2 separate regions of the Homo sapiens genome follow, and region 1 is linked to region 2. Evidence: chromatin loops called from intact Hi-C (ENCODE). Cell type or tissue: left lung. All regions are shown on one strand. Links, peaks and the distances in the headings refer to the core of each region. The heading gives the core; the rest is flanking DNA.

Evidence for each region. A loop is a pair of places that touch in the nucleus more often than their neighbours do. Peaks named below come from ENCODE experiments on the same cell type or tissue, not always from the same donor. Only the 100,000 strongest peaks of a DNase experiment are listed, where the experiment ranks them.
Region 1: it touches region 2 in a loop (4-fold over the local background); 6 of 110 quality-filtered maps call a loop at or near these places.

The regions. Positions count from the first base shown.
Region 1 is chr15:25,183,202-25,193,661 of GRCh38, reverse strand. It overlaps SNHG14 (small nucleolar RNA host gene 14), which reads right to left. Exons shown (of 148, transcript NR_146177.1): 77 at 9,587-9,721; 78 at 8,088-8,219; 79 at 7,659-7,702; 80 at 6,183-6,313; 81 at 5,757-5,800; 82 at 4,308-4,439; 83 at 3,878-3,921; 84 at 2,312-2,422; 85 at 1,900-1,945; 86 at 253-529; 87 at 1-15. It overlaps SNORD115-9 (small nucleolar RNA, C/D box 115-9), which reads right to left and starts at 8,031; the gene lies at 7,950-8,031. SNORD115-10 (small nucleolar RNA, C/D box 115-10) reads right to left here and starts at 6,126; the gene lies at 6,046-6,126. SNORD115-11 (small nucleolar RNA, C/D box 115-11) reads right to left here and starts at 4,248; the gene lies at 4,167-4,248. It also overlaps SNORD115-12, SNORD115-8 and SNORD115-13. In left lung, for the core only: no CTCF peak of the experiment used is centred there; DNase peaks (open chromatin) are centred at 3,931 and 6,611.
Region 2 is chr15:25,241,399-25,251,858 of GRCh38, reverse strand. It overlaps SNHG14 (small nucleolar RNA host gene 14), which reads right to left. Exons shown (of 148, transcript NR_146177.1): 126 at 10,169-10,300; 127 at 9,743-9,787; 128 at 8,302-8,432; 129 at 7,875-7,919; 130 at 7,588-7,724; 131 at 6,650-6,721; 132 at 6,438-6,570; 133 at 6,009-6,053; 134 at 4,571-4,702; 135 at 4,143-4,187; 136 at 2,712-2,845; 137 at 1,048-1,178; 138 at 640-683. SNORD115-40 (small nucleolar RNA, C/D box 115-40) reads right to left here and starts at 8,245; the gene lies at 8,164-8,245. SNORD115-41 (small nucleolar RNA, C/D box 115-41) reads right to left here and starts at 6,381; the gene lies at 6,300-6,381. SNORD115-42 (small nucleolar RNA, C/D box 115-42) reads right to left here and starts at 4,514; the gene lies at 4,433-4,514. It also overlaps SNORD115-43, SNORD115-39 and SNORD115-44. In left lung, for the core only: no CTCF peak of the experiment used is centred there; DNase peaks (open chromatin) are centred at 3,098, 4,968, 5,448 and 8,708.

The DNA of each region.
Region 1 (10,460 bases), core at 840-8,839, 58 kb after region 2:
GTGGGGAAGAGCTCACTGAAAGACACAGGAGAGAATGGGGGTCAGGGAGGAGCTACCCATGTGCCCCACCCCCAGGGAACAGGAAGGCCATCACCAAGCCTACATGGGGAGCCAGGGCTGCCTCATGGAGGAGCACAGAGACAGGGTTGGGCCTCCCAGATGCCCTTCAGGGCTTCCAGGTCTCCAGCCCAAAATACAATTGGCTCTACCAGGGGACCTCAGGATCCCAGCATCCTCTTCCAAAACTCTCACCTAGACTGGGCCTCAGCGTAATCCTATTGAGCATGATTTTTAAGTCATCACCTCTCTTCAGGATAATATAAGGTTCTCATCATCGACCCAACTCAGGGCACGTCCTTCCCGGCGCATGCATCCAGCAGGACCCGGATGTGCTCATCACAGCTCGGTGCAGCACACCAGGGTGCCAGGAAGTGCCCAATCTTCAGTGCACCAGGGGCTCAGCACCTAGCTGATGGATGCTGGCCTGGGACCATTGGGACCAATTCAAGTCTTCCTCCAGGCTCAATACCTGGGGAAACAGGAGTAGGACAGGCGTCCACACACAACCTCACCCCTCCATGGAGGCAGAAGGTGGGGTGTGGCGGCTCAGGGATGCTTGCCGTCCATGGATCCACGTGATGGGATCCATGCAGAACACTGGCTTGTCACAGACACAAGTCACCCTGTACTCTCAACCACTGAACCCTGGAAGGACAGGGCAGGTGGGTCACTGGGCTCGGGCAAGAAGACCTGGCTGTGTCCTACCGCAGGTCCCACGAGCACCTCCACTGCCCATGCCGGCTCCCTCGCATGACCCCAGGATTACGACAGAGCTACTGGGCACAGGCCAGGGCCACCAACCAGTTCATGGCCAACCAAGGAGGCTGGCCCGGATGCCAGATGCCGCTGCAAAGCTGGCAGTCACATAGCCTGCCCCGGTGCATTGTGGGCACCCATCCAGGTGCCCTATCCCAGCATGAACTGGAAATCACAACCTGGAGTCCCAGGGCCACATGCTTTCTCTGGTGGGTCCCCATCCATGCCCCACACACCTCCTAAACACAGAGCAGGGCCACACTTGGCTAATCAGGGGACACATGGTGACTTCTTTCCTTTGGCCCAATACCCACTATCCTGGAGGTGACCCTATGGCTCAGAAGCAGTGTGGGTGGCATATTCCAGGGACAAGACCCTCAACAGCAGGCCTTCCACCTCAGGAGGCCACCCTTCCTCACACTTGCCAATGGGGAAGGGGTGACTTCCAGCCACAGGGAAGGGGAGATCCCCAGCAGGACGTGGACTGATCCCTTGGCCTAAAGCTAACAAGTCCGTGGCTGGACTGTAGCACCACCAGGCACTGGCCAGAGCTCAGCCTTGACCAAAACCTAGGGAAACAGCAACACCCCATCCAGGCCCAAAGAGGTACCATAGGATGGATGGCACATTGCTCAACAGGGTCGGTCCCATTCAGGGCTATAAATCCTGTGTGATCCTTAAATATCTGCAGCTCAACTCCATGGGCTCTATGCCCACCTTTCTCCAGGGATGGGGAGCTCTTGTGTGACCCCATGGCATCCCAAAGCCCCTGTGGCCCCCCTCACGTGGCCTGGTCAGTCCTCGAGGCCAGACCAGTGCACTGAGACTCAGCTGGGAGCTGCCCTGCATGAGATTGAAGGAAACTTTTCCTGCCTGGACCACCGTCATCACTGCAGGGCTGCAGGAAAGATATCATCCTTGGGTCCGATTCCCAAAAAAACAGCCCTCTTGGAGGACCAACCTACCCTTCCATGGTGTGGATTCAGGTCAGCTGCCTGTGGAAACCCTCCTGTCTCAAAGGCTGACTCTTGGTGACCCCACACTGCATGACTGATGACCCATGACCCCAGCGGGACCACTCACCTATGCTGGTCAATGCCAGGGGGTTGCACCTGGGTGGAAGAGCTCACTGAAAGACACAAGGGGAGAATGGGGGTTCACAGAACCGGAGCACTAACACCAAGCCCACACAGGGAGCCTGGGCTGCCTCACAGAGGAGCACGGAGAAGGGGTTGGGCCCCCACGAGATGCTGCTGTTCAGGGCCTCAAGGTCTCCAGCCCAAAATACATTGGTCATTCCAGGGAACTCCGGATCCCAGCACCTTCTTCCAAAATTCTCACCTAGGCTGGGCCTCAGCGTAATCCTATTGAGCATGATTTTTAAGTCATCACCTCTCTTCAGGACAATATAAGGTTCTCATCATCGACCCAACCCAGGGCATCACCCTCCACTGCCCCGCAACCCATGCATCCAGTGGGACCCAGATAGGCTCACCGCAGCTCAGTGCAGCAGACCAGGGTGCCAGGAAGGGCCTGAGCTTCAGCTCACCAGGGGCTGAGCCCAGAGCCAGTGGGCCCAACGCAAGTCTTCCTCTGGGGTCACCATCTGGAAGGGTGGGGGACAGGTGTCCAAACAAGGCCTCATGCCTCCATGCAGGAAAGTGGGCAGGGGGTGCTGGCTCACACATGCTCTCCCTCCATGGACTCATGAGATGAGATCCATGTAAAACAGTGATGGTCATTTACGCGAGGAACCCTTGGCCACTGAACCCTGGAAGGACGGGGCAGGAGGGTCACAGGGTTCGAGCAAAACGCCCAGGCTGCACCCTAGTGCAGGACCCTGGAGCACCTCCACTGCCCACGCCAAATCCCCTGCTCGAATCTGGGCTGCATCAGGACCACTGGGCAGGGCCATGGGCACCAAATAGCTCACAGCAAATCAAGGAGGCTGGCCTGGATGCCACGTACCACTGCAGACCTGGCAGTCACATGGCCTGCCCCTGGGCATTAAATGAACCCATCCAGGCACCCTTTATAAGCACACACCAGAAATCACATCCTGGGGCCCCAGGGCCACATGCCTTCTCTGGTGGGTCCCCATTCATGCACCGCACACCTCCTAAACACAGAGCTGGGCCACGCTCGGCCAATCAGAGGACACATGATGTCCTCAACTTTCCTTTGGCTCAAGACCCTGCTACCCTGGAGGTGACTCCATGGCTCAGAAGTAGCCTGGGCATCAAATTGCCAGGACAGGACCCTTAACGGTGGGTCTTCCACCACAGGATGCCACCCTTCCATCCACTCCACTTCCGGTAGGGATGAACTCCAGTGGGACACAGGCTGAACCCTTGGCCCAAAGCCCACGATTCCCAGGGCCAAACACCAGGTGCTGGCCAGAGCTCAGCCTTGATCCAAGCCCACTGAGGCCGCACTGCCCCCACCAGGCTCAAGGAGGCACCAGTGGGATAGCCCATTGCTCAACAGGGTCGGTCCCATCAGGGCCATGGGTTGGGCCCAATCCTTGAATCTTCACGGCCTGACTGCATAAGCTCGATCACCGACATCCTACCCCCCTGCAAGCCTTGGGGACGGAGAGCTCCTGCATAACACCCGTGGCCCCCAGAGACCCAGTGGACCCCTCATGTGGCCTGGGCAGTGCTCCACACCTGACCCATGCACCAAGTGCACGTTGCTCAACAGGGTCAGTCCCATTTAGGTCAATAAGTCCTGTGCGATCCTTAAATCTCTGCAACTCAACTCCACGGGCCCTATGCCCACCTTTCTCCAGGGAGGGGGAGCATCAAGGCAACAAGCTGCTGCACTGTATTGGGTTGAAGGAACTCTCTGCTGCCTGGGCCTCCATTACCCCTGCAGGGTTTCAGGGAAGGCGTCCTTCTTGGGATCAATTAACAAGGAAGCTGCCCTTCCGGAGAAACCATCCATCTCTGGTGGGGATTCAGGTCAGCTCCCTAAGGAAACCCTCGTGGCCTGAAAGGTGACCCTCAGCGACCCCCCGTGGCCTGGCTCTTGGCCCGTGACCCCAGCAAGATCCACTCACCTATGCCGCTCAAGGGCAGGGGCCCGCCTGGGTAGAAGAGCTCACTGAAAGACACAGAGAAGAACGGGGGCTCAGGGAGGAGCCGTCGATGTGCTCCACCCCCAGGGAACCAGAATGCCAACACCAAGCCTGCACAAGGAGCCTTGGCTGCCACACAGAGGAGTGCAGAGACTGGGTTGGGCACCCCGAAGGTGTCCTTCAGGGCCTCAAGGACTCCAGCCCAAAATACAGTGGCCCTTCCAGGGGACTTCGGATCTCAGCATCCTCTTCCAGAATTCTCACCTAAGCTGGGCCTCAGCGTAATCCTATTGAGCATGATTTTTAAGTCATCACCTCTCTTCAGGACAATATAAGGTTCTCATCATTGACCCAACTCAGGGCACGCCCTCCATCCCCACGCATGCATCCATCGGGACCCGGATGTGCTCACCGCAGCTCCGTGCAGGAGACCAGGGCGCCAGGAAGAGCCTGAGCTTCACCACACCAAGGGCTGGGCACCTGACTGATGACCACTCACCCCGGGACAGCGGGCCCAATGAAAGTTTTCTTCCAGTCTCACTATCTGGGGGACAGGAGGTGGACATGTGTCCAAATGGAACCTCACGCCTCCATGCAGGAAGGGGGTGGGGGATGCTAGCTCACGATTGCTCTCCCACCATGGACCCATGTGATGGGATCCATGTGAAACACTGATGTGTCATGGACACAGGGGAACTTTGGCCCTCTGCACCACTGAACCCTGGAAGGACAGGGCAGGTAGGTCACTGGGCTCAGGCAAGACGCCCTGGCTATGCCCTACTGCAGGCACCTTGAGCACCTCCACTACCCACTCCAGTTGCCTCACATGACCCCAGGGCTGTACTGGCCCCTGGGTGTCAGCCAGGGCCACCTACCGTCTCACGGCCAACCAAGGAGGCTGGCCTGGATGCCACGTACTGCTGCCAATCTGGCAGTAGCACAGCCTGCCCCTGTGTGTGGAGGGCAAGCACCCAGGCCCTGCTCCACACCACACCGGAAATTGCAGCCTGGGGACCCAGGGCCTCGTGTGTTCTCTGATATGTCCCCATCCATGCCTCACACAACACCTCCCACACACAGAGTGGGGCCACACTCAGCCAATCGGGAGACACATGGTGTCTTCTCCTTTCCTTGACCCCACCACCCTGTAGGTGACCCCATAGCTTGGAAGCAGCCTGGACAGGTCCTTCCACAGCAGGCCTTCTCACCTCAGGAGGACACCCTGTCCGCCACTTGCCCACAAGGAAGGTGTGGCCCCTGGTGGGACATGGGCTATACCCTTGGCCCAAAGCCCACGAGTCCCAGGGCCAGACTGCAGCACCATCATGGGGTCACCAGAGCTAGTCTTGACCCAACCTCATGGAAACAGTGCCACCCCACACTTGGCTCAAAGAGGCACCACTGGGATGGCCCATAGCTTAATAGGGTCGGTCCCATTCAGGGCCATGGGTTTGGAGAGATCCTTGAAAATCCAAAACCTGACCTCATGGGCCGAATCACACATACCTCTCCAAGGTCGGAGAGCCCCCATAAGACCCCCTTGGCGCCCCAGTGCCCTTGTGGTTCCCCTCATGTGGACGGGCCATCCTAGAGGCCTGACTTAAGCACCGAGTTTCAGCTGGGTGCTGCCCTGCATGGGGCTGAGGAAACCCTTTACTGCCTGGACCACCACAACCCCTGCAGGGCTTCATGGAAGGTATCCTCCTTGGGTCCGATTCCTAAGGAAGCTGCCCTCCTGGAGAACCCATCCCAGGTGGGCATTCGGGTCAGTTCCTGAGGAAACCCTTGCAGCCAAAGGCTGATGCTCGGCAACCCCACACAGCCTGGCTCATGACCCATGACCCCAGCAGGATCCACTCACCTATGCTGGTCAATGCCAGGGGGTCTGCCGGGCAAAAGAGGTCACTGAAAGACACAGGGGAGAATGGGGGCTCAGGGAGGAGATGCCAAAGTACCCCACCCTTGGGTAACAGGAGCGCCGACACCAAGCCCACAGAGTGAGCCTGGGCTGCCTCATGGAGGAGTGCAGAGACAGGGTTGGGCACCCTCCAGATGCCCTCAGAGCCTCCAGGTCTCTAGCTCAAAATACAGTGGACTTCACAGGGAACTTGTAATTCCCAGCATCCTCTTCCAAAATTCTCACCTAGGCTGGGCCTCAGCGTAATCCTATTGAGCATGATTTTTAAGTCATCACCTCTCTTCAGACAATATAAGGTTCTCATCATCGACCCAACCCAGGGCACCCCCCACCACACACACCCATCCAGTGGGACCCGGATGTGCTCACCACAGCTCAGTGCAGGAGACCAGAGCACCAGGAAGGGCCTGAGCTTCAGTGCACCAAGGCTGGGCACCTGGATGACAACCACTGGCCTGGGGCCAGCAACCCAATGGCAAGTCTTCCTCCACAGACACCATCTGGGGGGACAGGAGGAAGACATGTGTCCAACCAGGGGCTCAGACCTCTATACAGGGAAGGGGGTGGGGGGTGTCAGCTCACGCTTGCTCTCTCTCTATGGACCCATGTGATGAGATCCATGTGAAACACTGATGTGTCTCAGACGTGGGGGACCCTTTGCCCTCCCAGCCACCGAACCATGGAAGGACAGGGCCGGCAGGATCCTGGGCTCAGGCAAGACCCCCGGGCTGTGCCCTACTGCAGGCCTCCCTTGCCCACGCTGGCTCCCCTCATGACCCCAAGCAGCACTGGGACCCCTGGGCAGGCGTCAAGGACACCAACCAGCTCACAGCGAACCAAGGACGCTGGCCCGGATGCCACGCACCACTGCCAACTTGGCAGCTGCACAGCCTGCCCTGTGCATGGAGGGTGAGCACCCAGTCCCCTTCCCAAGGTGCACTGGAAATTGCAGCTTGGGGTTCCAGTGCCACGAGCTTTCTCTGGTGGGTCCCAATCCATGCCCCACACAACACCTCCCACACACAGAGTGGAGCCATACTCAACCAATCGGGAGACATATGGTGTCTTCTCCTTTCCTTGGGCCCAAGACCCCGCCACCCCGGAGATGACCTCATGGCTCAGAAGCAGTCTGGACTGCAAATTTCCAGGAAAGTTCCTTCCACAGCGGGCCTTCCTACCTCAGGAGGATACCCTTCCCACCACTCCCTCATAAGGAAGGGGTGATCCCCAGTAGGACACGGGCTGCACCCTTGGCCCAAAGCCCACGAGTCCCAGGACTGGACTGCACCACCATCAGGCACTGGCCGGAGCTAGTCTTGACCCAACCTCAGAGAAACAGCGCCACCCACCACATGGCTCAAAGAGGTGCCACTGGGATGGCCCATTGCTTAATAGGGTCGGTCCCATTGAGGGATATGGGTTTGGTGCAATCCTTGAAGCTCCATGACCCGACCCAATGGGCCAAATTGCCCACCCTTCTCCAGGGTTGGAGAGCCCCCATGAGATGTCTGTGGTGCCCTGGAGCCCTTGTGGCCCCCGTCATGTGGCCTGGCCATCCTAGAGGCCTGACCTGAGCACCAAGTCTGAGCTGAGCACTGCCCAGCTCCACTGTCCTGTGTGGAGCTGAGGAAACCCTTTCCTGCCTGGACCACCACCACCCCTGCAGGGCTCCAGAGAAGGCCTCCTCCTTGTGTCAGATTCCCAAGGAAGCTGCCCTCCTGGAGAACACATCCCCAGTCAGGATTCAGATCAGCTCCTGAGGAAACCCAGGTGACCCGAGGGCTGACCCTTGGGGACCCCACGCAGCTTGGCTCACAGCCCATGACACGAGCAGTATCCACTCACCTTTGCCAGTCAATCCCAGGGGGCCTGCTGGGGGGAAGAGCTCACTGAAAGACACAGAGGAGAATGCGACTCAGGAAGGAGCCACCAATGTGTCCCACCCCCGGGGAAGCTGAGTGCAGACACCAAGCCCACACAGGAAGCCTGGTGTGCCTAATGGAGGAGCACAGACTGGGTTGGGTACCCCTCCATGATATGCCCTTCAGGGCCTCGAGGTCTCCCGCCTAAAATACAGTGGTCCTGCCGGGGACCTTGTGATTCCCAGCATCCTCTTTCAAAATTCTCACCTAAGTTGGGCCTCAGCGTAATCCTATTGAGCATGATTTTTAAGTCATCACCTCTCTTCAGGACAATATAAGGTTCTCATCATCGACCCAACCCAGGACACCCCCATCCCCACTCACACATCCAGAGGGACCTGGATGGACTCACCACACCTCAGTGCAGGATACCAGGATGACAGGAAGGACCTGAGCTTTAGCGCACGGGAGGCTGAGCACGTGGCTGGCAGACACTGGTCCGGGGCCAAAGGGCCTAACGCAATTCTTCCTCTGTGCTCACCATCTGGAGGGACGGGGAAAGGTGTCCAAATAGGGCCTTAAGATTCCATGCAGGAAAGCGGGGAGGGGCTGCTGGCTACACATGCTCTACATCCGTGGACTCATGTGATGGGATCCATGTGAAACGAGGACAGTTATGGACCTGGGGAACCCTTGTATCTCCCCACCACCAAACCCTGGAAGGACAGGACAGGCGAGTAACTAGGCTCAGGCAAGATGCCGAGGCTGTGCCCTACCGCAGGCCCCTGGAGCACCTCCACTGTCCAAGCCGGCTTCCCTGCACTTCCTGGGCTGCATTGTGACCCCTGGGTAGGAGCCAGGGCCACCAACCAGCTAAGGCCAACCAAGGAAGCTTGCTCTGAAGCTAGGCGCCACTGTAGACCTGGCAGACGCACAGCCTGCCCCTGTGCAGGGAGGGTGCCCAGACTCCCTCTCCAAGCACGCACCAAAAATCACAGCCTGGGGCCACCTTCATGTGGCTTGGGCAGTCCTCAAGGCCAGACCCTAGCACCAAGTCTCAGCTGGGAGCTGACCTGCATGGGACTAATGGAACCCTTTCCTGCCTGGACCAATGTCACTCCTGTAGCACTTCAGGGAAGGTGTCCTCCTTGGGTCAGATTCCCAAGGAGGCGGCCCTTCTGGAGAACCAATCCCTCACCAGTGGGGATTCAGGTTGTCTCCCTGAGGAATCCCTCCTGTCCTGATAGCTGACCCTCAGTGACCCCACGTGGCCTGGTCCATGGCCCATGACCCCAGTAGGATCCACTGACCTATGCTGCTCAAGGCCAGGGGTCCTCCTGGGCAAACGAGTTCACTGAAAGACACAAGGGGAGAACAGGGGCTCAGGGATGAGCCACCCACATGCACCACCAAGGGGAATCTGAGCACCGACACGAAGCTCGCACAGGGAGCCTGGACTGCCTCATGGAGGAACGTAGAGACAGGTTTGGGCCCCCTCCAGATGCCCTTCAAGGACTCCAGGTCTCCAGCCCAAAATACAGTGGCCCTGTCAGGGACCTAGGGATCCCAGCGTCCTCTTCCAAAATTCTCACCTAGGCTGGGCCTCAGCGTAATCCTATTGAGCATGATTTTTAAGTCATCATCTCTCTTCAGAACAATGTAAGGTTCTCATCATTGACCCAACCCAGGGAACCCCCCTCCCTGCTTAGGCATCCAGTGGCAACCGGATGGGCTCACCCAAGCTCAATGCAGGAGACCAGGGCAACAGGAAGGGCCTGAGCTTCAGTGCAACAGGGGCTAGGCACCCGGCTGATGGCCACTGGCCCGGGGACAGTGGGCCCAATGCAAGTCCTCCTCTGGGGTCACCATCTCGAGGAACAGGAAGAGGACAGGTGCCAAATGCAACCTCACCCTTCCATGCTGGCAGAAGGTGGGGTGTGCCAGCTCAGGGATGCTCGCCTTCCATGGACCCATGTGATGAGATCCATGTGGAATACTGGCCCATCACAGACGTGGGCCACCTGATGCTCTCTCCGCCACTGAACCCTGAAAGGACAGGACAGGCAGGTCACTGGGCTCAGGCTAGAAGCCAGGGCTGCTCCCTACTGCAGACCACACGAGCACCTCCACTACACATGCCAGCTCCCCTACATGACACCAGGGTCACCCCAGGACTACTGGGCACAGGCCAGGGCCAGCAACCAGTTCATGGTCAACCAAGGAGGCTGGCCCGTATGCCTGATGCTGCTGCACAGCTGGCAGTCACATAGCCAGTCCCTGTGCATGGTAGGCACCCACCCATATGCCATATCCAAGCACATACTGGAAACCACAACCTGGGGCCCCAGGGCCACATGCTTTCTCTGGTGAGTCTCCATCCATGCCCTTCACACCTCGCAAACACACAGCCTGGCCACACTCAGCTAATCGGGGGGCACAGTGTCTTCTCCTTTCTTCGGGTCCAAGACCCCACCACACTGGTGGTGACTCCATGGCTCAGAAGCAGCATGGGCAGCAAATTGCCAGGAGCAGACCCTCAATAGCGGGCCTTCCCACTTCAGGAGGCCACCCTTCCCAACACTCGCCCATGAGGAAGGGATAACTTCCAGCCACAGGGAAGGGGTGACTTTCAGTGGGATGCAGGCTGCCCCCTTGGCCCAAAGCCCACGAGTCCAAGGGCTGGACTGCAGCACCACCAGGTGGCGGCCAGAGGTCAGCTTTGACCTAAACCCAGTGAAACAGCACCGCCCCCCTTCAGGCTCGAAGAGGCCCATGGGATGGCCCA
Region 2 (10,460 bases), core at 1,009-9,008:
GATGCCAGGAGCCAATGCAGACCTGGCAGTCGCAGAGCCTGCCCTTGGGCATGGTGGGTGCCGGCCCTGGTGCCCACTCCAAGCAGGCACTGGAAATCAAAGCCTGGGGGCCTCCAGAGCCACATGCTTTCTATGGTGAGTCCCCATCAACGACTCAACCCCAGGGAAAAAAACACCACCCCCCATCAGGCTCCAGGAGGCCCACTGGAATGGCGTATTTCTCAATGGACAATTCCAATCAGGGCCATGGGTGAGGCACCATCCTTGAATCTCCATGACCCAACCCCAAGGGCAGATTCAAGCACCACACTCCATGGACAAAGAGCTCCCCTCTAACCCCCTCAGATGGCCTGAGAAATCCTCCAGGCCTGACCTGAGCACTGAGTCTCAACAGAACGCTGCGCTGGGTGGGGCTGAAGGAACTCTTTCCTGCCTGGACCACCGTCACTCCTGCAGAGATCAGGGAAGTTATCCTCCTTGGGTCCAATTCCCAAAAAAGCGGCCCTCCTGGAGAACCCATACCTCTCTGATGGGAATTCAGGTTGGTTCCCTGAGGAAACCCTCTTATCCCAAAGGCTGACCCTTGGTGACCCCACATGGACCGGTTCATGGCCCATGACACAAGCAGGATCCACTCACCTATGCCAGTCAATGCCGGGGGCCCGCCCGGGTGGAAGAGCTCACTGAAAGACACAAGGGGAGAATGGGGGCTCAGGAAGGAGCCACCAACCGGCCCCAACCCCGGGGAACAGGAGCCCGACACCAAGCCCCCTCAGGGAGCCTGGGCTGCCTCCTGGAGGAGCAGAGAGACAGGGTTGGACCTTCCAGATGGCCCTCAGGGCCTGCAGGTGTCCAGCGCAAAATACAGTGGCCATTCCGGGGAGCCCAGTGTCCTCTTCCAAAATTCTCACCTAGGCTGGGCCTCAGCGTAATCCTATTGAGCATGATTTTTAAGTCATCACCGCTCTTCAGGACAATATAAGGTTCTCATCATTGACCCAACCAAGGGCAACCCCCACCCCAAGCATGCATCCATGTGCTCACCACAGCTCAGTGCAGGAGACCAGGGTGCCAGGGAGGGTCCAAACTCCAGAGCACTGGGGGATTAGCACCAGGCTGATGGACACTGGCCTGGGGCCTGTGGGGGTCCAACACAAGTCTTCCTCCAGACTCACCATCTGAAGGGACAGGAGGAGGACATGTGTCCAACCAGGGCCTCACATATCAGTGCAGGGAGGGTGGGTAGGGAATACCCATATGATGGGGATCCATGCAGAACACTGACCCAACATGGGCACAAGGCACCATTGGCCCTCCTGGCCACCAAACCTTAGAAAGACAGGGTAAGTGGGTCACTGGGCTGGGGCAAGATGCCTGGGCTGCACTCTACTGCAGGCCCTGAGAGCACCTTCACGGCCTGGGCCAGCTCCCCTGAACAACCCCAGGGCCACACCAGGACCATGGGGCATGGGCCAGGGCAACCAACCTGCTCCTGGCCAACCAAGGAGCCTTGGCCAATCAGGAACCACATGGTGTCCTCTCCTTTTCTTGGACTCAAGACCCCACTACCCTGGAGGTGACCCCATGGCTCAGAAGCAGCCTGGATGGCAAATTTCCAGGACAGGTCCCTGAGCAGCAGGCCTTCCCACCATAGGAGGCTACCCTTTCCACCACTGGACCTCAAGGAAGGGATGACACCAGCGGGACACAAGCTGCCCCCTTGGCCCAAGGAAGGGCCGGCCTGCAGTACCACCAGGCGCCCAGTCAGAGCTCAGCTTTGACTCAACCTTATTGAAACAGCAACCCACCCCCAACAGGCTCAAGGAGGCGCCATTAAGATGGCCCATTACTCAACAGAGTTGGTCCCATTCAGGGCCAGGGGTGGGGGCATTCCTTGAATCTCCGCCACCTGACTGTGGGCCCAATCACCCACCACTCTTCAGGGAGGGAGAACTCCAGTGTGAGCCCCAGGGAGCCCCAGAGCTTCTGTGTCCCCCATCATGAAGCCTGGGCAGTCCTCAAGGCCTGACGAGCCCACCAAATTTCAGCTGGGAGCTGCTGTATGTTGGGCTGAAGGAACGCTTTCCTGCCTGGACCACCATCACCTTTGCAGGGCTTCAGGAAATGCGTGCTCCTAGGGTCAGATTCCCAAGGAAGTGACCCTACTGGAGCAATGTTCCCTCCCCGGGGGCACCTGGAGAAAACGCTAGTGGCCTGAAGGCTGACCCTCGATGACCCCACACTGCCTCATTTATGGCCCATGACCGCAACAGGATACACTCACCTATACTGCTTAAGGGCATGGGCCCCACCTGGGCAGAAGAGCTCAATAGAAGACACAGGGGAGAACGTGGGCTCAGGAAGGAGCTGCCAACATGCCCTATCCCCAGGAAGCAGAGCCTGGACACCAAGTCAACACAGGGAGCCTGGGCTGCCTCACGGAGGGGCACAGAGACAGGGCTAGGACCCCTGAGATGCCCTTTGGGGCCTCAAGTTCTTCAGTATAAAATACAGTGGCTAGTGGCCCTGCCGGGGATCTTGGCATCCCAGCGCTCCCTTCCAAAATTCTCACCTAGCCTGGGCCTCAGCGTAATCCTATTGAGCATGATTTTTAAGTCATCACCTCTCTTCAGGACAATATAAGGTTCTCATCATTGACCCAATCAAGGCCCTCCCCATGCATGCATCCAGCAGAACCTGGATGTGCTCACCACAGCTCAGTGCAGGAGACCAGGGTGCCAGGGAGGGTCTGAGCTTCAGCGCACTGGGGGATGAGCACCAGGCTGACAGACACTGGCCTGGGGCCTGTAGGGTCCCAATACAAGTCTTCCTCCAGGCTCACCATCTGGGGTGGTGACAGGAGAAGGACATGTGTCCAACCAGGGCCTCACATATGAGCGAGGGGAATGTGGGTAGGGGATACCCATGTGATGGAATCCATGAAGAACACTGACTCATCACAGACACAGGGCACCATTGGCCCTGCTGGCCACCAAACCTTGGAAAGACAGGGAAGGTGGGTCACTGGGCTGGGGCAAGATGCCCTACTGCAGGCCCCAACAGCACCTCCACTGCTCGGGCCGGCTCCCCCGAACAACCCCAGGGCCGCACTGGGACTATGGGGACGGGTGAGGGCAACCAACCTGCTCATGGCCAACCAGCGAGTCTGGCCCTAACACCAGGAGCCAATGCAGACCTGGCCATTGCAGAGCCTACCCTGGGCATGGTGGGTGCCCACCCTGGTGCCCTCTCCAAGCACACACCAGAAATCAAAGCCTGGGGGCCTCCAGGGCCACGTACTTTCTCTGGTGGGTCCTCATCTTGCCCTACACCTCCCACACACAGAGCCAGGTCCCACTTGGTCAATAAGAAACCACATGGTGTCCTCTCCTTTCCTTGGGATCAAGACCCTACCACCCTGGAGGTGACCCCGTGGCTCAGAAGCAGCCTGTGTGGCAAATTCCCAGAACAGGTCCCTCGACAGCAGGACTTCCCACCTCAGGAGGACATCCTTTCGGCCACTGAATCTCAAGGAAGGGGAGACCCCAGAGGGACGTGAGCTGGCCCCTTGTCCCAAAGACCACAACCCCCAGGGCTGCCTGCAGCACCACCAGGCACCAGCCAGAGCTCAGCCTTGATTCAACTGCATTGAAACAGTGCCTCCCCCTACCAGGCTCAAGGAGGTACCACTGAGATGGCCCATTACTCAACAGGGTCGGTCCCATTCAGGGCCATGGATGGGGTGCAGTCCTGAATCTCCGGGGCCTGTCTGCGTGGGCCCAATCACCCACCACTGTCCAGAGAGGGAGAACTCCAGCGTGACCCCCAGGTTGCCCCAGAGCCCCTGTTGCCCACCTCATGTGGCCTGGGCAGTCCTCGAGGCCTGACCAGCCCGCTGAGTTTCAGCTGGGAGCTGCTCTATGTTGGGCTGAAGGAACCCTTTCCTGCCGGGACCACCATCACCTTTGCAGGGCTTCACGAAATGCATGCTCCTAGGGTCAGATTCCCAAGGAAGTGACCCTACTGGAGAAACATTCCCTCCCCGGTCGCACCCTGAGAAAACCCTAGTGGCCCGAAGGCTGACCATAAATGGCCCCATGCTGCCTCATTCATGGCCCATGACCCCAACAGGATACACTCACCTATGCCGCTTAAGGCCATGGGCCTCACCTGGGCAGAAGAGCTCACTGAAAGACATGGGGGAGAAAGCAGGCTCAGGAAGGAGCCACCAACATGCCCCACCCCCAGGGAACCAGAGCCCGGACACCATGCCCACACAGGGAGCCTGGGCTGCCTCATGGAGGGGCACAGAGATAGGGTTGGACCCCCCTGAGATGCCCTTCAGGGCCTCAAGTTCTCCAGCCCAAAATATAGTGGCCCTGCCAGGGATCTCGGGATCCCAGCATCCTCTTCCAAAATTCTCACCTAGGCTGGGCCTCAGCGTAATCCTATTGAGCATGATTTTTAAGTCATCACCTCTCTTCAGAACAATATAAGGTTCTCATCATCGACCCAACTGAGGGGATCAATCACCTCGTGCATGCATCCAGCAGGACCCGGATGTGCTCACCACAGCTCAGTGCAGGAGACCAGGGCGCGAGGAAGGGCCCGAGCTTCAGCGCATCAGGGGCTGGGCAACAGGCTGATGGCCACTGGCCCAGGAACAACAGGCCCAATGCAAGTCTTCCTCCGGTCTCACCATCTGGGAGAGAGGTGGAGAACATGTGTCCAAAGTTACCTCCATGTAGGGAAGGAGGTAGGACGTGCCAGTTCACACTTGCTTATCTTCCACGGACACATGTGATGAGAGCCATGTGAAATACTGACTTGTCACCAACACGGGGCACCCTTGGCCCTGCCTGCCACCGAACCCTGGAAGGACAGGGCAGGTAGTTCATTGGGCTTGGGATAAATGCCCAGGCCGTGCCATGCTGCAGGCTTTAAGAGCACCTCCACTGCCCAAGAGGCCTCCGCTGCATGACACCAGGGCTTCCCTGGGATCACTGGGCACAGGCCAGGGTCATTAGCCAGGTCATGGCCAACCAAGAAGGCTGGCCAAGATGCCATGCGCCACTGCAGACCTGGCAGTTGCATAGCCTACCCCGGGCATGTGGGGCACGCATACAGGCGCCCTCTCTAAGCATGCACTGGAAATCACAGCTTGAGTCACATGCTTTCTTTGGTGGGCCACCATCCATACCCCGCATATCTCCGACACACTTGAACAATCAGGAGACACATGGTGCCCTCTCCATTGCTTGGGCCCAAACCTCCATCACCCTGGAGGTGACACAATGGATTCCAAGCAGCCTGAGCAACAAAATCCTAGGAAAGGTCCCTCGACAGTGGGCCTTCCCTTCTCAGGAGGTCACCCTCTATGACGCTTGATCTCAGAGATAGGGTAATCTCCAGCGGGATGCGGGCTGCCCCTCGGCCCAAAGCCCACGAGTCCCAGGGCTGACCTGCAGCACAACCAGGTATGGGCCAGAGCTCTGCCTTGACTCAACCCCAGGAAGACAACGCCACCTCCCATCAGGCTCCAGGAGACCCACTGGAATGGCCCATTACTCAACAGGGACGGTCACATTCCAGGCCATGGGTGGAGCACAATCCTTTTATCTCCAAGACCTAACCCTAAGGGTCCATTCACACACCACACTCTAGGGACTGAGAGCTCCCATGTGACCCCCGTGGCACCCAGAGCCCCTCTGGACCCCCTCGTGTTCAGGCAGTCCTCAAGGACTGACCCGAACACCGAGTGTCAGCTAGGAGCTGCCTTGCCCGGGCTGATGGAACCCTTTCCTGCCTGGACCACCGTCACCCCTGCAGGGCTTCAGGTATCCTCCTTGGGTCTAATTCCCAAAAAAGCTGCCCTCCTGGAGAACCCGTCTCTCCCAGGTGGGAATTCAGGTCGGCTGCCTGAGAAAACCCTTGTGGCCCAAAGGCTGAACCTCAGCGACCCCACATGGCCTGGCTGATGGCCCATGACCCCAGCAGGATGCACTCACCTATGCCAGTCAATGCCAGGGGGCCCATCTGGGAGGAAAAGTTCACTGAAAGACACAAGGGAGGAATGGGGGCTCAGGAAGGAGCCAGCAATGTTCCCTGGCCCCAGGGAACTGGAGCACCAACACCAAGCCCGCAGAGGTAGCCTGGGCTGCCCCAAGGAAGAGCACAGAGACAGGGTTGGGCCTCCTTCCAGATGCCCTTCAGGGCCTCCAGGTCTCCAACCCAAAATACAGTGCCCTGTTGGAGATCTCGGGATCCCAGTGTCTTCTTCCAACATACTCACCTAGGTTGGGCCTCAGCGTAATCCTATTGAGCATGATTTTTAAGTCATCACCTCTCTTCAGGACAATAGAAGGTTCTCATCACTGACCCAACCAAGGGCAAGCCCCTCTCCATGCATGCATCCAGCGGAACCTGAATGTGCTCACCACAGCTCAGTGCAGGAGACCAGGGTGCCACGGAGGGTCTGAGCTTCAGCACACTGGGGGTGAGCACCAGGCTGACGGACACTGGCCTGGGGCCTGTGGGGGCCCAATACAAGTCTTCCTCAAGGCTCACCATCTGGGGTGACAGGAGAAGGACATGTGTCCAACCAGGGCCTCACGTATGAGCAAGGGGAAGGTGGGTAGGGGATACCCACGTGATGGAATCCATGAAGAACACTGATCCAACACAGACGCAGAGCATCATTGGCCCTCCCGGCCACCAAACCCTGGAAAGACAAGGCAAGCAGGTTACTGGGCTCAGGCAAGATGCCTGGGCTGTTCCCTACTGCAGGCCCTAAGCGCACCTCCACTGCTTGAGCCGGCTCCCCTGAAAAACCCCAGGGCCACACTGGGACCATGGGGATGGGTCAGGGCAACCAACCTGCTCATGGCCAACCAATGAGTCTGGCCCTGACACCAGGAGCCAATGCAGACCTGGCAGTCGCAGAGCCTGCCCTGGGCGTGGTGGGTGCCCAACCTGGTGCCCTCTCCAAGCACACACCGGAAATCAAACCCTGGGGGCCTCCAGAGCCACGTGCTTTCTCTGGTGGGTCCTCATCTTGCGTTACACCTCCCACACACAAAGCCAGGCCACACTTGGTCAATAAGAAACCACATGGTGTCCTCTCCTTTCCTTGGGATCAAGACCCTACCACCCTGGAGGTGACCCCGTGGCTCAGAAGCAGCCTGTGTGGCAAATTCCCAGAACAGGTCCCTCGACAGCAGGACTTCCCATCTCAGGAGGACACCCTTTTGGCCACTGAATCTCAAGGAAGGGGTGACCCCAGTGGGATGTGAGCTACCCCTTGTCCCAAAGACCACAACCCTCAGGGCTGCCTGCAGCACCACCAGGCACCAGCCAGAGCTCAGCCTTGATTCAACTGCATTGAAACAGTGTCTCCCCCTACCAGGCTCAAGGAGGTACCACTGAGATGGCCCATTACTCAACAGGGTCGGTCCCATTCAGGGCCATGGATGGGGTGCAGTCCTGAATCTCCGGGGCCTGTCTGCGTGGGCCCAATCACCCACCACTGTCCAGAGAGGGAGAACTCCAGCGTGACCCCCAGGTTGCCCCAGAGCCCCTGTTGCCCACCTCATGTGGCCTGGGCAGTCCTCGAGGCCTGACCAGCCTTCCGAGTTTCAGCTGGGAGCTGCGCTATGTTGGGCTGAAGGAACCCTCTCCTGTCTGGACCACCATCACCTTTGCAGGACTTCAAGAAATGCGTGCTCCTAGGATCAGATTTCCAAGGAAGTGACCCTACTGGAGAAATGTTCCCTCCCCGGTCGCACCCTGAGAAAACTCTAGTGGCCCGAAGGCTGACCCTAAATGGCCCCATGCTGCCTCATTCATGGCCCATGACCCCAACAGGATACACTCACCTATGTCGTGTAAGGCCATGGGCCCCACCTGGGCAGAAGAGCTCACTGAAAGACATGGGGGAGAAAGCGGGCTCAGGAAGGAGCCACCAACATGCCCCGCCCCCGGGGAACCAGAGACCAGACACCAAGCCCACACAGGGAGCCTGGGCTGCCTTACAGAGGGGCACAGAGACAGGGTGGCACCCCCTGAGAGGCCCTTCAGGGCCTTGAGTTCTCCACCCCAAAATATAGTGGCCCTGCCTGGGATCTCAGGATCCCAGCATCCTCTTCCAAAGTTCTCACCTAGGCTGGGCCTCAGCGTAATCCTATTGAGCATGATTTTTAAGTCATCACCTCTCTTCAGGAAAATATAAGGTTCTCATCATCGACCCAACCCACGAGACCAACCACCTCTTGCATGCATCCAGCGGGACCCGGATGTGCTCACCACAGCTAGTGCAGGAGACCAGGGTGTGAGGAAGGGCCTGAGCTTCAGCGCCTCAGGGGCTGGGCAACAGGCTGATGGCCACTGGCCCAGGAACAGCAGGCCCAACACAAGTCTTCCTCCCGTCTCACCATCTGGGAGAGAGGTGGAGAACATGTGTCCAAAATGGCCTCTATGTAGGGAAGGAAGTAGCGGGTGCCAGTTCCCGCTTGCTCGTCCTCCATGGGCACATGTGATGAGATCCATGTGAAATACTGACTTGTCACTGACATGGGGCACCCTTGTCCCTCCCTGCCACCCAACCCTGGAAGGACAGGGCAGGTAGGTCACTGGGCTCGGGCCAAATGCCCAGCCTGCGCCATATTGCAGGCCCTGAGAGGACCTCCACTGTCCAAGAGGGCTCCCCTGCATGACCCCAAGGCACGGGCCAGGGCCATTAGCTAGGTCATGGCCAACCAAGAAGGCTGGCCCAGATGCCATGTGCCACTGCAGTCCTGGCAGTCACGTAGTCTGCCCCTGGGTGTGGTGGGCTCACATCAAGATGCCCTCTCTAAGCATGTACTGGAAATCACAGCTTGGGGCTGCAGGGCCACGTGCTTTCTCTGGTGGGTCACCAGCCATGCTCTGCACACCTCCCACCACAGAGCTAGGCTACACTTGGCCAACTCAGAGCGACATGGTGCCCTCTCCTTTGCTTGGGCCCAAGACCCTGTCACCCTGGAGGTGATACCATGGCTCAGAAGAAGCCTGAGCAACAAAATCCTGGGACAGGTCCCTCGACAATGGGCCTTCCCACCTCAGGAGGCCACCCTTCGTGACATTCGACCCCAGAGATAGGGTGACCCCCCAGCAGGATGCCAGCTGTCCCTTGGCCCAAAGCTTACGAGTCCCAAGGCTGACCTGCAGCATGACCAGGTACCAGAGCTCCACCTTGACCCAACCCCAGGGAAAAAACGTCGCCCTGCACCAGACTCCAGGAGACCCGGTGGGATGGCCCATTGCTCAATAGGGATGGTCACTTTCAGGGCCATGGGTGGGGTGTGATCCTTGAATCTCCGTGACCAAACCCCATTCACACACCACACTCCAGGGACCAAGAGCTCCCCTATTACCCCAGTGGTGCTCCATAGCCCCTCTGGCCTCCTTCATGTGGCCTGGGCAGTCCTGGAGACCTTACTGGAGCACTCAGTCTCAACTGGGAGCTGTCCTGCATTGGGCAGAAGGAACCCTCTCCTGCCTGGACCACCATCACCCTTGCAGGGCTTCAGGGAAGGCATCCTCCTTGGGCTAGATTCCCAAAAAAACTACCCTCCAGGAGAACCCTTCCCTCCCAGGTGGAAATTCAGGTCTGCTCCCCGAGAAAACCCTTGTGGACTGAAGGCTGAACCTCGGGGACCCCACACGGTCTAGCTCATGACCAATGACCCCAGCAGGATCCACTCACCTATGCCAGTCAATGCCAAGGGGCCCTCCTGGGTGGAAGAGCTCACTGAAAGACACAAGGTGAGAATGAGGGCTCAGGAAGGAGCCACCAACATTCCCCACACCAGAGAACCGGAGCACCAACACCAACCCTGCACAGGGAGCCTGGGCTGCCTCATGGAGGAGCGCAGAGACAGGTTGGGCCACCTCCAGATGCCCTTCAGAGCCTCCAGGTCTCTAGCCCAAAATACAGTGGCCTTGCTGAGGACCTCAGCATCCCATAATCCCCTTCCAAAATTCTCACCTAGGCTGGGCCTCAGCGTAATCCTATTGAGCATGATTTTTAAGTCATCACCTCTCTTCAGGACAATATAAGATTCTCATCATTGACCCAACGTAGAAAACCCCCTCCCCGCACAAAAATCCAGTGGAACCCGGATGTGCTCACCACAGCTTAGTGCAGAAGACTGGGGCACCAGGAAAGGCTGGAGCTTCAGTACACCAGGGGCTGAGCACCTGGCTGATGGACACTGGCCCAGGAAAAGTGGGCCCAATGGAAGTCTTCCTCCAGTCTCATCATCTGGGGGCACAGGTGGAGGACATGTGACCACCCTCCACGCGGAGAAGGGGGTGGCTGGTGCCAGCTCATGCTTGCTCGTCCTTCATGGTCACGTGTGATGAGATCCATGCAAAATACTGACTCGTCACCAATGTGGGGCACCCTTGGCTCTCCCTGCCAC